Linked DNA regions of Mus musculus: region 1 is linked to region 2. Evidence: chromatin loops called from intact Hi-C (ENCODE). Cell type or tissue: left cerebral cortex. All regions are shown on one strand. Links, peaks and the distances in the headings refer to the core of each region. The heading gives the core; the rest is flanking DNA.

Region 1 (2,921 bases), core at 148-2,647, 62 kb before region 2:
AGGATCTCACATAGTCTAGAGCAATCTTATATTCGATATATAGCTTTCAACTTGTGATCCTCTTGCCTCTACCTTTGGAGTGCTCAGATCACAAGTGTGTGTCACTTGGCCTCATTTTGATAACAAATGTTCAACAAAAGGAAGAACACTGATAGAGGGTCTCACTATGTGCAGCCCATGCTGACCTGAAACAATTAGCCCAGAATTGCTTCAAACTCACGATCTTCCTCCCTGAGCCTTTTGAGTTATGGAACAACAGGCTTGTGTGTGTGTGTGTATGTGTGTGTGTGTGTGTGTGTGTGTGTGTGTGTGTTAATAAATGATCTTGGTGATAGTGCAGTCAATAACATGTTCAATCCTCAGAACCCATGTTGTAAAAGAAGCTGAATGTGGTAGTATACTCGTAGGATTTTAGCACTGGGAGGTAGAATCCGAGGCATCCTTGAGGACCACTGTCCAGGCAGTCTAGTCTAGTCGGTCAGTTCAATGCCAGCGAGAGACCCCATCTTAACAAAACCAAAGAGCTGCGGATGCGACTTAGAGAAAAACTGCTTATTATTTAATTGTGAAGACTGGGCTTTAGATCCCAGAACCCATGTGCAAAGGCAGAGCGTAGGCTGCCAAGATGGCTCAGCTGGTAACACACGTGCTCCCATGATCACATGAGTATGAAACCCAGGATCTTCATGGTAGAGGGAGAGGGCTGACTTCAGCAAGCTGTCCTGTCTTCCACATGTATGCTTTAGCATGCTCAAGCATGTGTTCGTGAACATGAGTGCATGCACACACACATACACACACACACACTCACACACATTCTTAACGAAGCCTTGAAACAAGATTTTTATAAACGATTTTCATGCATTGTATAAGTAGAGCCTAATTCTAGCACTCAGGAAAACCTATAACCCCAGGTAACATGATTTTATGTTTTGGGAACCGTTAAACAAACACTGCACAATGTCGTTAATTTGCCCCATAAATATTTATTGAACATCTACCATGTACTAGATGAGGTTTGAGACCATCAAGCCCAGGAGTATCTTAGAGCTTGGACATGGTGGGTTTCTGTGTTTTTCTTTCTCTGGTCCTTCCTCCCACACTCGTGCAGTTTCCATGGTAACAACCTGAAGTGGCTTCCCTTTCCTTCTCCTCACAACAGGTTGGAGCCACCCAGGAAATCTGGCAGCTAGAATAGGAGAGTGTCAGCTTAGGAAAGGGGGTAGACCATTGCTCTATTATACTTTTAGTTCTGAATAGCTTTTGTTTATTTCTTTATTCCTAATTGGAGTCTTTGCAGATGTATGAAAAGGCACAGGCCTGACAGTTAGCTTGCTTAGGGTTGCTGATTTCCAGGGTCAGCATTAGCTTCTTTCTGAGATCTCTCTGCCCCTCTTGCAGGAGGGTGTCTCTTTGTGTCCTCTTTTCTTCTGTGTGTCTAAGTTCTGTGTCTAAATCCTGTCTGGGTCTAAATTCCACCCCCAGCCCCACTTTTAATTATGTTATTTTCAGAAAGGTTCCCACATAGTTCAGGCTATCCTTAAACTAATTATGTAGCTTGGGATGGCATTGAACTTCTAAACCTCCTACCTCCACTGCCCAGGTGCTGGGATTACTAGTGTGAGCCGCCACTCCCAGATTGGCCATTTGTATAAGGACATCAGTTGTATTCAACAATGCTCCGTCTTAACTTAATTACATCTGCATCAGTCTTATTTTCCCCAAACAGTCACATTCTGAGTAAGGGGATGCTGTAGCTCTCCCATATATGGATATTAAGGCAACCCAATCAACTCATAACGTTGTAAGAGGTTTCTTCAAATTCTCATTGAAAATAAAGCTTTCTGGGCTGAAGAGATAGCTCAGTGAAGTACTTGACGTACAGTCACAAGGACCTGAGTTTGACATCGCCCCCCCCCCAAGAACTCACATTAAAAAAAAAAAAAGAGTCAGGCAACATAGCATGTGCTTACAGCCTCAGTGCCAGATGTGAAAATGCCTGAGACTCCCAGCACTGTATAAACAGGGCATGGCCATACACACCAGAAATCCCAGTACTCTGAGGTACAACAAGACTATGCAGCTAGGCATGTCCTCAGACTCACAGATCCTCCTGTCTCTCTCAAGTGCCACCTCATCATGAACCACTGGAAACATATGTAAAGTGGATTTGCAAAGAAAACCTTTTCAAAAAGGAACCGCCAGCTATTTCCCAGATATCCAAATTTATGGCAAAGAGGGGCATGAGTGAATCTATCAGAGGCCACTTGTTGGAGGGGATATTTTTTCTATTTCTGTGTAGTCTCTGACACCATTGGCCATCTGACCAGTGGTGGAGTTCTGAGGAGAGAAATGGAGGCCAGAAGAAAGGCTGTGAGGAGCTAGTGTTCTGTGCATGGAGACACTAGAGTTTAACTGAGGGGGACCTTGAACTTCTGATCCTTCTACCCTAAGACCCCAAGTGCTGGTATGGAGAAGCATGTACCAACACACTCAGTTCATACCAGTGCAGGGACCCGAACCCAGGCTCTTATGTATGCTAAACAACAATCGACCAATGGAACCATACCCAACCTCATGAGGGCTAGCTAGTAACGGTGCTTCGGAGTCTGAAAAGGTAGACATGCAGGAAAATCGCATGTTTTCTACTATCAGGTTTTGGTTTTTTTTGTTGTTTGTTTTTTGTTTTTGTTGTTGTTGTTGTTGTTTTTTGGGGGGTTTTTTGTTTTGTTTTGTTTTTTTGGTTTGTTTTTTTTTTTTTTTTAATTTGTAATTCCAACTTGCCTGATGACTGGCAAATGAAAGTTGCTTAGATTGAAGGCTAAAACCACTTAAAGATTGCAATAGCTACAAAATATAATGAAATGAGCAAAGAAGGTCTGCTGTGAGGACAAAGAGACCTTGGGCTCCCATGAACACCA
Region 2 (2,921 bases), core at 332-2,831:
CCTGAGGCTGAAACTCGAGGCCACAGTCAACACCTAAGTCTCAGGCTGGAGAGAGAGCCCAGTCCTTAGGAGCAGTAGCTGTTCTTCCAGAAGCCCCAGGCTTGATTACCAGCACCCACGAGCCAGGCCTCCACCTTCTGCACTGCTCTCGATGTCCTTATCGTCCAAGCCCCTACAGAACATCCCACTGAGGTCTCAACACTCAATGATTCTTCTAGCCCAGAGTTCCAGAGTCCTTCCACAATCCTCCTCAAAACAGTCAGGTCTGTCGCAGCAATACTACACTATGCTGGTATCACTTTGTCTTAGGGTTTCTATTGCTACAATGGAACACCATGACCAAAAAGCAAGTTGGGGAGGAAAGAGCTTACTTGGCTTACACTTCCATCATTGGAGGAACTCAGCACAGAAATTCAAGCAGGGCTGGAACCTGGAGGCAGGATCTGATACCTTTTTCTGGTTTCCTGGGGGTACTGAATACATGTCCACAGACATTCATGCAGACAAAAGCACTTATACACATAAAATAAAAATAAATATCTTTTAAGTGCATACTACTGTTGCAGAGGACCTACATTTGACTCTCAGGCAGCTCATAACCATATATCTGCAGCTCCTAGGGGATCCAATGTCTCTGAACTCCGAAGCCATGAACACTTACGCACACACATACTCGTGCACACAGACCTACACATACACACAGTTAAGAGTAAAATTGAAAAAGAAAAACTGTTACGTTTCAAGGGCTGAAGATGTAGCTCAGTTGGTGGAGTGCTTGTCAGCATACATACAGCTTTGGGTTCAAGCCCCAGCACCATGGAAACTAGACATGGTGGCACATATGGGTAATCTCAGTGCTCAGGAGGTATAAGCAGGCAAATGAGGAAGTTCAAGTTTAGCCTCTGCCACTTACAAGTTTGAGTTCAGCCTGGACTACATGAGACCTTACCTCAAAACAAAAACAAAACAAAACAGGAAGCTATCTGGAAAAAGAAATGGGAATCTGTGGAGATTCTTATAAGTATTTCTTTACATATGCCCTGTCTGGATCCTGTGTGAGGAAAACTCAAAGGCTTGGCATGCAGAGAGACAGAGCCCAACAAGGAGATGGGTTTGGAAATACAACATGAATTCCCAGCATGGATGAGGGGCATCACTGGGGAGACAGGGGCACAGACTGTCCAAGAGTATTGAAATATGTCTAAGTGCACATGATGAAGGCTGAAGCAACACGTCTTCCCAGTTGAGCATTAAATGCCTGCTCTCTGGGTAAGGAAGATGGGGAGCAGTTGATGTCACACATAGGAGCTGCATGTATTCTTGTGGGATCTAGTTAGACTCAGTTAGTCCTAGGGAGGATCTATGGGGGATCTCTTGCAAAGCTGTCATTCAAAGATGTCCATGAAGAGTCTTAAGACATTTCACACAGGCCTGGGCTTTAGTTGCAGGTTGGAACCTTCTCTACACCCACGTAGCTGCTCTGATTTTCTTTCTCTCTCTCTCTCAGAACAATTACCTGGTCCAGGGAGCTGAAAAGGCTCAGGCTGTTGCTATGGAGACAGAAGCTGGTCCAGGGGAAAGGGAGGGACGACAGAGGAAGCCTCTGGACTAGAATTTTCCAGGCTCTGATATATTGGAGAGATTTTGGATGTTAGGAGGTGCAGGGGAGGGAATGGAGGGCTTGGAAAATGTGGTCTTTCAAATGCCAGGAAAATATACTTTTGATGCATAATAAAGATTTGTTGAAAGAAGGAGTGGGGATGCAGAGAGCTGGTAGAATGCTTGCCTAGCATGCAGGAGGCCCTAGGTTTGATCCCACAGTATCACATAAACTGAATGTGATTACGCACATGTGCAATCTTATCACACGGGGCGTGGAGGCAGGAGAATAGGAATTTAAGGTCATTATCAGTTACATAGAAGTTCAAGGCTAGTCTGGGCTATGTTAGACATTATTACAAACAAACTAATAAACAAAGAAATAGCTCCAGTCGACAGATGGAGTCCTGTGAGATGTTTCTCCCCTTTACAGGATGGGTAAATGTTGTCAACCTCTCCTTTACTTTTAGATAGGGTCTCACTGTATATCCAAAGCTGACCTTGAACTCACAATCTTCCTGCCTCAGCCCAAAGAAGGCTATGATGACAAGCATGGGCAACCACACCTAGCATGCATCACCATTTGACCCAGGTACAGCTGCATCAATCCAGGCTTTTTTGTGGCTTGCTTTGTTACAGAAAATCAAAGCAACAATACAAAGATGGACACACTTAAAGGAATAAGACAATTCCACCCAAAGGTGCCAAGAGCTGAGCAAGAAGTTGGCTGCCAGAGTCTGTCCCTAGTCTGTCTGTTGATGGCCTGAGAACTATTTCTATGGACACCTACAATTCTTGGTCTTTAGTCTGCAATATTGTGGTCAACTGTAAATATATACATGGCTCTCAACTTATAATAAATAGCCTATTTACATTATTTAAAACAAAACAACTTTGCAAAGGTACAAAATGGAATCAGAGTAGAAATTGTGCTTCAAGCTTTTAATTTTTATCTTTCCTAGGTTCTACCCTCTGAGCAAAATAGCTGCCATCTTTGTCAGATCAACTGTTTCTATCAGCAACAGATGTCACAAATAGGCCTGTGAACTGTTGTCTCCTTTCCTTAGAGAAAGATGATGCTGAGAGAGTCATTGGATCCTCCCAGGACACTCCAGCCACTCCTGCCAGATTTTAGTGTGCAGTTCTGCCCTAACTACATGTAGCCTCATTGAGTATATATACCTTGGGGAAAATTAGTTAGGTAGGGTGTCTATGTATGTGGTTACAGGGAAATCATCTGATCGGCTGAGTGGGAGCTTTCCAGTGTGGCTGCTTTGGGGTTGCCCACATTCTGTAGGTGAGCCTGAGGAACTTTGGTGGAA

The links. A loop is a pair of places that touch in the nucleus more often than their neighbours do. Peaks named below come from ENCODE experiments on the same cell type or tissue, not always from the same donor. Only the 100,000 strongest peaks of a DNase experiment are listed, where the experiment ranks them.
Region 1: a loop joins it to region 2, with 2.0 times the contacts of the local background. A loop is called at or near these places in 3 of 42 quality-filtered maps.

Annotation. Positions count from the first base shown.
Region 1 is chr7:6,889,602-6,892,522 of GRCm38, reverse strand. The region is part of intron 2 of Usp29 (ubiquitin specific peptidase 29); the gene reads right to left. Among named protein-coding and RNA genes, the nearest start is that of Zim3, 86 kb to the left of the region's middle. In left cerebral cortex, for the core only: no CTCF peak of the experiment used is centred there; a DNase peak (open chromatin) is centred at 1,124.
Region 2 is chr7:6,827,969-6,830,889 of GRCm38, reverse strand. All of the region lies in intron 2 of Usp29 (ubiquitin specific peptidase 29), which reads right to left. Among named protein-coding and RNA genes, the nearest start is that of Mir3099, 26 kb to the right of the region's middle. In left cerebral cortex, for the core only: no CTCF peak of the experiment used is centred there; a DNase peak (open chromatin) is centred at 1,515.